Regions from separate parts of the Homo sapiens genome. Here region 1 is linked to region 2. The links are chromatin contacts, found by Hi-C or POLR2A ChIA-PET in ENCODE. All regions are on one chromosome and are shown on one strand. The core of a region is the stretch at or near the end of the contact, and the rest is flanking DNA. Distances in the headings are between cores, read along the strand shown. Region 1 overlaps SLC8A1-AS1 (SLC8A1 antisense RNA 1). Region 2 overlaps SLC8A1 (solute carrier family 8 member A1).

The links. Hi-C counts contacts between places; a loop is a spot of excess contacts on that map. ChIA-PET counts read pairs that join two places held with the same protein, here RNA polymerase II (POLR2A). Pooled maps may share reads with other maps.
Region 1: a loop to region 2 is called in a map of PC-3, with 2.8 times the contacts of the local background. The contact joins two enhancer-like sites. A Hi-C loop is called at or near these places in 4 of 168 maps with a recorded cell type or tissue (IMR-90, MCF 10A, PC-3 and 1 more) and 3 of 50 pooled maps. POLR2A ChIA-PET finds 5 or more read pairs at or near these places in 3 of 52 experiments (BJ, MCF 10A and activated CD4-positive, alpha-beta T cell).

What each region holds. Positions count from the first base shown.
Region 1 is chr2:39,992,803-39,998,228 of GRCh38, forward strand. All of the region lies in intron 2 of SLC8A1-AS1 (SLC8A1 antisense RNA 1), which reads left to right. Among named protein-coding and RNA genes, the nearest start is that of SLC8A1-AS1, 78 kb to the left of the region's middle. Within about 2 kb of position 4,034, at least 2 of the 41 ENCODE cell types and tissues checked have a DNase peak (open chromatin) inside an H3K27ac peak, as active enhancers do; they include PC-3, where a contact is called at or near this core.
Region 2 is chr2:40,097,792-40,102,819 of GRCh38, forward strand. SLC8A1 (solute carrier family 8 member A1) reads right to left here. Exons shown (of 11, transcript NM_021097.5): 11 at 1-5,028. All of the region lies in intron 2 of SLC8A1-AS1 (SLC8A1 antisense RNA 1), which reads left to right. Among named protein-coding and RNA genes, the nearest start is that of SLC8A1-AS1, 180 kb to the left of the region's middle. Within about 2 kb of position 1,445, at least 2 of the 41 ENCODE cell types and tissues checked have a DNase peak (open chromatin) inside an H3K27ac peak, as active enhancers do; they include PC-3, where a contact is called at or near this core.

The DNA of each region.
Region 1 (5,426 bases), core at 2,784-5,283, 100 kb before region 2:
TGTATATTTATATATGCATCTTTAAATAACATACACTATTATATTGTGGGGTAAGCCATATGTGAGAGCTAGAGGCGAGGATTTCCTGGGAACCAAATTAATCCCTTTTTAAAAAAAATAGTATTTTATTTTTATCACATATGAAAGTATTCTTAACAATATACTATTTAGCTTTCCTTATAATTGGGTATTATGCTGTATATAGTCTTCTGCAACTTGCTTGTGTCACTCAAATTATATTTCTAAGAATTGCATATGTTTTTCACATAGTTACATTCATGTTTCACTACTGAATAATATTTTTGTGTGTATTTTTCCAGCTTCTTGATATTAGACACCTTTCTTTCCTTGCTTCCTTTTCTTTATTAAAGAGTAGTTATTGAATACTGACATGCCAGGCCCTATTCTAAAATGTGAAGATATAGTAGTAGAAAACCCAAAGATCTTTGTCTTTGAAGTCTAGATTCTAGAGGGTAAAATAGCTAATAAAGAAGCATATGAATAAAATATGTAGTCTGTTATATGGAGATAAATACTAAGGGAAAGGAGAATTCCAAGCAGAGAGGAGCAAGTTCAAGGATGTTAAGGTAGGAGCATGCCTGGTGTGCTCAAGAGCCTGCGGGGAGGCCAGTGTGGCTGAAAATGTTCAAGATGGAGAGTGGATCCAGCAATCCTACTACTGGGTATATATCCAAAAGAGATGAAATCAGTATGTTGAAGAGATATCCTGCCCTCCCATGTTTATTGCAGCACTATTCACAATAGCCAAGATACATATAAAAAAGAAGGAAGTCCTGTCATTTGTGACAACATGGATGAACCTGTAAGACATTATGTTAAGTAAGCCAGGCATGGAAGAACAAATACCATATGATGTCATTCGAATGTGGAATCTAAAAAAGTTGATCACAGAGAAGTAGAAAATAGAATGGCGGTCACCACAGGCTGGAGTGGTTGGGGAGACAGGGATGTGGAGATGTTGGTCAAAGGATATAAAATTACAGTTAGATAGGAGGAATAAATTAGAGACCTACTTTATAGCATGGTGACTACAGCTAATGACAATATATTGTACTGTCCTGCATAATGACATTTTAGTCAATGATAGATTGAATATAGAATGATGATCCAATAAGATTATAATAGAGCTGAAAAATTCCTATCGTCCTTTTCCAGTAGGGCAAGATTTGGAGGTAGAAGACAGTGATGATAATAATCCTGATCCCATGTAGGCTTAGGCTAATGTGTATGTTTGTGTGTTTTTAACAAAAAGTTTAAAAAGTAAAAAAAAAATCATAGAAAAAATTATTATAGAATAAGAATATAAAGAAAATATTTTTGTACAGCTAATGTGTTTGTTTTGAACTGTGTTATGGAAAACTGAAAACATTTTTTTAAAATTTAAAAAGTTTATAAAGAAATTAGAGTAAGCTATGGTTAATGTATTATTGAAGAAATGTTTTAAATGAATCCAGTGTAGCCTAAGTGTACAGTGTTTATAAGGTCTACAGTACTGAATGGGAATGTGCCAGGCCTTCACATTCATACATTACTCACTCATTGACTCACCCAGAGCAACTTTTAGTCCAGCAAGCTCCATTCATTGTAAGTGCAATGTATAGGTGTACCACTTTTTATCTTTTATACCCTATTTTTACTGTACCTTTTCTATGTTTAGATATCCTTAGATTCACAAATACTTACTATTGTGTTCCAGTTGCCTGCAGTATTCTGTAGAGTAACATGCTGTAGAGGTAGCCTAGGAGCAATAGCCTCTACTGTATGGCCTAGGTGTGTAGCAGGCTATACCATCAGGTCTATGTATGTCTACTCTATAATGTTTATACAAGAACAAAAATCACCTAATGATGCATTTCTCAGAATGTATTCCCATCATTAAGCAACGCATGACTGTATTCTTGAAAAACGCGAACAGAGTGGATGTTACGTGCTCTCGCCACAAAAATAACTGTGAGATAATGCATATATTAATTATCCAGACTTAACCATTCCACAGTGTATATATACTTAAAAATATAATGTCGTGCACAATAAATACATAACTTTTATCTTTAAAAAATAGAAAAATAAGAAAGATAAGGAGAGTGACCAAAGACCCCGTTAGAGAAGTAGGAGATAGAAAGAGTAGAGAGAGAATGCGGGTCTGCAGATCATGGAGGGCTTTGCAAGTGAAATGACGATTTCTATCAGCATCTCTTGGGCTGCTGAGAAAAGTCTGTAGGACTTAGAGTTGAAGCAGAGACACCAGTTAGGAATCCAGGTATGATATGATGGTGGCTTAGCCATATTTTATCTCACTTGTTTCTCACAACAGCCTGTAAGGTAAATATATACCCGTTTTACCAATGAAGAGTTGAGGCTCCTGTGGGGTCAGTAGGCTCTCTATCTAACTCACTGTCACATATCCTGTTTGTGGTGGAGTAGGACTGAAACCTGTTTGACTTAAACTTCTGTTTGACTATTTATATTCCTAGAAATATTTCATGCTTACAGCAAAACTATTTTGCCTCTTTTAAAACCAAAACCACTAACATGGTATCTAGTCCAAATAATCATGGACTAGATTATTGGAACCTGGAATTTTGTTGAGAATCCCAGCTGTATTGTTTCGGCTTTCAGATACTCATGTCTACATAAGGAAGAAGTATCATCGAAAGGAAAACTTAACCCAAAGCATAGCTAAGATAGTATCAGAACTGTGACAGCTATAGTTCTCTGCAGGTACCACCCTCAAAGATTACTCTGTGATTACATGACTGTACTTAGATTCTTTGAGGAACATCTGTTTTTTTTTTTGTTTACTACACCCAAACTTAGAAAGGGCCATGACAATTTGTTGCCCTCCAGATTCAGTTTTTGTAATTGCCCATTAAGGGTGATTGCTAACAGTGTTTAATCAAAGGAATTTTAAATGGGGTTTCGTGGTTTAGGATTTCAAAGTCTTCTATAAATCTTAGGGAGCCACTGTTGCATGGTATATTTGATAGTGTGGTCTTTGCGGAATTCATATGGTGTCATGAAGATTTGAAGCAGAGAGGAAACTGAAAAATTACTTAGTGCACTACCTTTATTTTATAAATGAACAAAGTGAGGAAAAGAGAGGCCATTGGCTTAAAGTTGTTCATTGTTTCAGAACTGAGCAAAGATGTTGTGAGAGACCCTCTAATATATCTGAAGGAAAAAGTCTTTAGATATCAGATTGGCATGACTGTCTTACTCTCTGGATGTGTGACCCTGGAAATGTTATCTGAACTTTATAAACCTCAGTTTCTTCATTTGTAAGTTCTGGGTAATAACTGTCTTGTAGAATAGCTGAGGAAAATTATAAATATGTCAAAAGCAGCCAGGTAGGACTGTAAGTACTAGCTATAATTTATATTGCTTTTTCAGCTCAACAGTCTTTTCAACTCTACTTTCTAAATTACTTGCCTCCAAGTCTCAGTCTAAGCCAAACTTTAAACCTCATCCACACTGACAAGAAAATCAGCTTTGAAAATAATCTTGAAATGATGTATTTTATGAAGGGGATGGGTGTAACTGGATTCTTCACTCCTCCCACTCCAGATCTACTTGCTCCTCTCCTGCTTTCTTCCAAATAATGTCTTACCAGAACTAATGGAAAAATTATCCTGGTCTTAATGATTCCCATCTGGTTATATATAAGTAATCAATCAAATTCTGCCAAAAATTAGCAAATATATTTCATTTTTAATAATAGACATGACAGATAGTTGCTAGCTGGTAGGTTTGCTGGAGGACACTCACAGGAGACCAGTTTTTCCCAAGATACACTTAGAAGCAGTAGAGAACATTTAAACCTCACAGATGGTACTTACTAGCTCTGTGTCTTTAGGCATATTATTCAGTCCTTCTGAGCCCTGCTTCTTCAGCTCTAAAAGGTGAGTCACAATAATCATTTATTTGGAGGCTAGTTGTGAAGATTAAATGATGTAACAGAGGTCGAACACTTAGCACAGTGGTTTACCCTTTCCATGGTTTTAGCTACTTGCAGTCAACCACAGTCTGAAAATATTAAATGGAAAGTTCCAGAAAGAAACAATTCATAAGTTGTAAGTTGTGCACCTGTCTGAGTAGCATGATGAAATGTCTTACAATTCCACTCCCTTCCCCCCAGGATGTGAATCATCCCTTTGTCTAGTTACTTCTATATACTACCTCCCCCTTAGTCACTTAGTAGCCATCTTGATAAGATCAACTGTTGGGAGAATGCAGTGCTTGTGTTCAAGTAATCCTTATTTTATTAATGGCTCCAAAGTACAAGAGGAGTGATTCTGGCATATTGTTATAATTGTTTTATTTTGTTATTGGTTATTGTTATTAATCTCTTATGCCGTACCTAAAATTAAACTATTATCATAGGTATGTATGTACAGGAAAAGCATAGAACCTATACAGTTTGGTACTATGTAAGGTTTTGGGCATCCACTGAGGGTTTTGGAAGGTACTGTCCAAGGATAAGGGGGAATTACTGTATAGGACTATTTATACAATGGGTGCCAAATAAATACTCTGCACATCTTCCCTCCAAGGACTACTGTCTCATTCAAGCTTCAAAAGTTGACAAAGAACCATTAAATGAGCGTTATAAAAAGCAAAGCAAAATATATCTCTGAATCTTTTTATTGTTGAAACCCAATCATGATGGGTACTTGCTAGTTTTTCTTCTAAAACATGGTTATGACCATATTAGCATAGAAAAAAACATTTGGGTGGTTTGATTTGCCATGCTTTGTTTGCAACAAGAAAATAATTTGTATTTTTATTTAAAATGTCTTGCAAGGAAGCAGACATCAGGAATATTTACTCAATAGCTGCTTGACTGATACCATTAGACCTCATTCCAGAGTGGCCTGGCAGTCCTGAACTGTAACACCAAGTATCACACATTGTGACTTATCTTTCCACAGTGAAAGAGATGTGGGAACAATTTCTTTCCCTCTCTAGGCAAAGTCTCTGTCATTTCAGTGACACCTGGAAATGGGTGGAGTGTTCAGGTGTTTCAGCAGAACTTTTTCTATCACTGAATGGACGTGGCCTTTCTGTCTTTTCCTAGGTTCACTGTGGTTGTCCTTTTATTCTCTTCACTCTCCTTACTCATTTTCATCTTCGGTTTGTGGATTAAGAAGGGGAGGGGATGGAGTAGGAGAGAGACATATCCTGAACTCTGTGGCGTCTATTTCCCCCTATTCTTTACTTGTAGTACTTGGGGCTCTTCCGGCTGGTTTGTCAGAACTGGATACAGACACCTTGGGCATTTCTAAGCTTGTCCGGGCACAGGAGCAGCCATGGGTTTGGAGAAATATGATCATTTGAGCCACCCTTCCTTCCCGGCTCAAATGCTAAATTACATGGCATTGTAAACATTTGTTACATTTAATTTTTGT
Region 2 (5,028 bases), core at 195-2,694:
TCACAATTCTCATTTATTGGTGATATGGCAGCTGCAGGAAGTCTGAATTCTGAGAGTTGGTTGTACATAACCTCAGGAATTTATTCTTCTGTGGGCTTACATGATTACGACAGAGATGCTTACCCTTTGAAATCACATATAACGATGGTGCTATACAAACATCACAAATATTTGGTGTCTGAGTCTTAACAAATATTATGTTTTTTTTTAATCACAAAGAGACTAGATTAACAGGCAGTGTAAATCACATATATCTTAAGATTTTAAAAATACATTTTATACAATAGGTTTCTAATTTCTTCACTAGCATTTTATTTTGGTGTGTTTTGTCTTCATACTTATAGTCCTAAAGGAAACTATGAATCTCTGGCTCATGCCATGAAAGTCAGTAAGATTGATATTTCCCCACAGGAATATGGCTGAGTGTACATTGAATCACAGAGTCAACAAAGTAACATCTAATTTACAACAGATTACTTTTAAAATTCAAATAAAATCTAATTATTTTAAAAGACATCAGTTTGAACAAAATTATAGGAGTCAAAATTTTTATTTACAAAACATTTGAGTATATTTGAAATGGCTAGTTCTTGCTAACTGCACAACTTAAATATTCTTGGTGCACATAGTCTGTCAACCTTCTGTACAACATTGTTAGACTGCTCAGTTAACTTACATGGAATGGTTAGGTAGGTGGGAAAATTATATGGCAATTTTCATCCATTCAAAGTGCTTGAAAGGGAATGTTTTGATGCTTTTCATATTAGAGAAGATCTGTCATTAATGTTGGTGCCTTTAATTTGAAAAGATTAGCTAAAATTTCCAAAATGTAATTTAGTGCAGTATAAGAATTATAGGAAAGATTGATAAATTTATCATCAAATGCTGGAATTCTAATCTAGCATTATGCAGTTGATCCAAGTCATTGTACCTCTCATTTACAAGGCTTCTGTGTACTACATTGGCTTAAAAAATATTTTCCTTGGTCCTTAGAAATACAAAATATTCATTTTCAAAAGTTAGAGAATGTTAGGGTGTTTCTTACAATCACATTCATAATAAAAGAAGATAATCTACATTTTACAGATCATTAAACAATGGTCTTTGGCAGAAGACTTTATAAATACCTCCACTTTTAACGTTTCGTTTAGGCCATTTTCCTTTTTAATGATATCAGGTATATGGTCACGTGTTCACTAAGAGTAGTTAATAGGAAAATACCACAGATATAAAAATATTTGTTTAGTGCATTTTTTTGAACCTTCAATTCAGAGTGAATCAACTCATTAATACTAGAGAAGATACTTTATGCAAGCATTTCTAACAGTGTTGCTTAAGATCATAATTTCAACAATATGGTCAGCAAAGAGAGTATGTATACCTCTATTCCCCCACAAAATTTTATCACTGAAACACACTGAAAGAATGTGCTGGAATCTTTTTCATTATAATACATTGTGTTTCCCACAAAATGAGTAATATATGATGCATATACCATTATGTGTGTGTGTCTGTGCGTGCACTCGAACGGCAAGTCGTGGAGATTACATTCATTGGCAGCAAAGAATAGAAACGGAAAAATTCAGTTAAGTATTACTGATAAACCACCACTAAGGAATTTCAAAGTGTAGTGAAGTTATTTAGAAATAACCGTAGACATGGGAACAAACTTTAGGATCAACTACGGGAATATTAGGATTTCTTACTTCATTTTTCAAGGTAACATCTTTTTCTCTGCATTTTTGCCTCCCTTCTACCTGCCCCCTGTCAGTCTTTGAAGGTCATTTGTGATGGGTCCTTCAAACTGTGAATACAGAATATGAATAGGCTATTCTTCCCTTTTTTGCCCTGTATAGGAAATTCATGATCACCTCTTAGGGAGACAAGGTTTCTGGCATTATGATATGCCACCCTTTTCTTTATGGATTGACTATTGTGCTTGCTCGGTATGAGTTCAGTTTACTATCAAAATTGTCCACCAAGTTATTCAGTGGGAAACACAATTGCCATCAGTAACCATCAAAGGCAAGAGAAGTCCTAGATTCATTTCCTACCTGAATCCTCCCTTCTGGCCTGCCCCTCTGAGAACACTCCAAAGGCACAGACCAGTGTTCTGTGCACGTACACAGTATGTACAATATGCTAGTTCCTTTCTTTGCCCTTGTCCAGGAAGTTACCAATGTCTCCTCGGTGTGAGCTTCCTACTGTCTGTAAAAATTAATAGATGGAACCCAGGCAAGTCCTGTTGTAATAACAGTTGTGCCAACAATTATTATTATGGCTTATTGGAAGAGTGTTGAATTGTACCACTGACCTACGAAAACCACCACAAAGGACACTGAAAGGCAAAGCTGTTGTGGGATAAGAAACAATTTGCTGTTATCTTCTAATATCAAGACCTTTTTAATGGACCACACACATAAGGGTCTTGACAATATGTAACTTTTTTTCTTAAGCTAAGAGAAAATTTTAATTTAGGCTTGTTTCAAGATTTCAAGGCTTGAGCCAATACAGAAACCATGGACTGTAGACAAAGGCAAGTCCCCACTGTAATTTAGCCTTGAGCTTAAGAGTTTCTGTTAAAAAAAGAGAGAAAGAGAAAACAAGAAATCAACCACTATGGACGGCAAAAGTTGGGAATGAGGTCAAGGCTCCTCATTGTTTGAAATAGTCTGAGTGAAACCCTGTCAGTCTGATCCAGCTCCTTCCCCTGCAAAGATGTATTTCCCGTCACGAAGTGGCCAGAAGTGGGTGATTGTTCTAAGTACCTTGTTGGTGAGGCTTTAACTTTGATTAAAAAATAGGGTGTGCAAATGAAGATGTACACAATGGTGGAAACACAGGAAGGAGTGACTGTGATTTCGTTAGAGCTATTTGGTAATCAGGTGTGAGTGAGAGGAATGGGACAATGGGGAAAAGAGCCGATGAGAAAATGTCCTCAGCGACAGACAATGGACACTCAAATGCTGAAGCTATGACCAGCAACAGGGGAGGGTCACAGATTTTAAAGCACACGGAACACAGTATCATACTTCAGTTATTCTAATTCCTGAAAAAGAGCTACCATTCCAAAATATCTGACAAGTTTGGTTTCTCCTAAGGGAGGCCTGGAGTGACAGTTACAACATTTTTCTCCAGAATATCACTGTTAAGCTTACATTTCCAGCCTCCTTTTACATACTTTGAATTGCTTTTGTGTATCAAAATGCATATGAGTATTTTAAGTATCCACAAATGTGATATTTTCAGGTTAGAATTCAGGAAACATACATGTGTGTGCACACATACACACATATAACCCACAATCTTAAGTTCCTTTTCCTAAGCCATTTTTACAAGCAGAGTTACTTTCTGACTCTCTGCTTTCAGTTCTGCACCAATTCAAATGAGAGACCCTAGAAAGGAGCCTCCAGGGAACTCCAGCTACTGTATACATCATCTGTGGTTTTCAAGCTTCTTGAGCCTTGTGAGTCTTTGAAAATGAATTCTAAAACTAAAACTCACTCATAGCCAGCAATCCTTTTAGCTCAGTCAGTCATACACAGCACTCTTCAAAACAGTAGACTGTGTCATTAAGTATAATTTAGTACTGTTACACAGTGGTTTAGCATTAAGACAAATCAGCCAGAGCTAATCAGTTAGAGAAAGGTGTCCAGGGTCATTTTCTAGGCCCCGGGGAAGTCAGGCAAAGTAGATCAGCTGTGGGGTTTTAAAAGAACTAGATAAGCTGATTAGAAATCTCTGACTGGAGAGGCTGCCTCAGACTCAGTTATGCCAGAAAAAGACATAAGGATTAATGTCCCTTAAAATTATATTTTAAGTCTGAATGGTGGACATATCTCCCATATATCTGAATGCATTATCTTTATAAAGAACCTACCTTTTAAGCATTTAAACCTTTTCTTAAGGGAAAGCATAATTAAGCAGTGGGTGACATTGTTCATTCTTGGCCACTCAGAATGCTGTGTCATAGATCAATGATTCTCAAATTTGAGCATGCATCAGAACCATCCTAGGGGCTTATTAAAGTCCATATTGCCAGGGTCACTCCAAAATTTTTGATTCATAGATCTGGGCTGAAGTCTCAGGTGGGACTGGATAATTTGCATGTCTAACAAATTTCCAGTTGCTGATGCTGCTTGTTTGGGGAACAAACTTGAGACTCACAAAAGCGGCTTATTTTTAATCACCCTAATTGCACTCTGGGGACAAAGATTTTCCATGTGGAATGTGAAGGTCAATATTGGATTTCCCCCACCAGACATTCTTACAATGTGGGTAAGGGACAGATTATATTTGTGCTAGTTTAATTATAGAGAATCTTTAGGTTCAGAAGTTTAATCAGTATATACAGCAAACCTATAAGTAAAATATGATTCAAAATGTGAGTCCCTACAAGTCTATTTGTAGAAAATTCTATGGCCTCTATTCATAGAATACTATTTTAGTAATAGCGTTAAAATGATCTCTTGTCACCTAGGTGATATTTTCTCTCTCACCTCAGGATTATTACCATAACAGCTAAATTTGTTCACAATTTCTTGAATGAACACAAGGGTTTGCTGACTTGGTTTTTTTTTTTTTCCTAGTCAAATCCATTTTAAAGTATATCAAATGCAAGGACTTATAGAAAAGAGTGAACAGAGGGAAGGAACATCAAGGGGCAATGCATGAAATTCAGTTGGTGAAAAATTAAGTTGAGCAACTGTCGGGACATGTAATTAGAATCTGCAGTTTGTTCAACTGCTAGGTGGATGTGGGTCAATCCAAGAGGCGGGATTGGTGCAAGAAGTTGAGGAAGACGAGATGAGCGTGTGTGAATGAGCAGCTGTCTGTGAGGAAGAAAGGCTAAATCTATTCACAGGTTCTCTTCCTTAAACAAGCACCTGCCACTGATTGACAGCTCTACCAAGATTGCTTAAGGCAGACATCCGCTGAAAATGCTTATGGTGCATACTTGTTTTTAAAAAGATGGAAAAACCTGCCTTCTCAATTTAGTATTTCCTAATCAAATCTGAAATGGGGGGC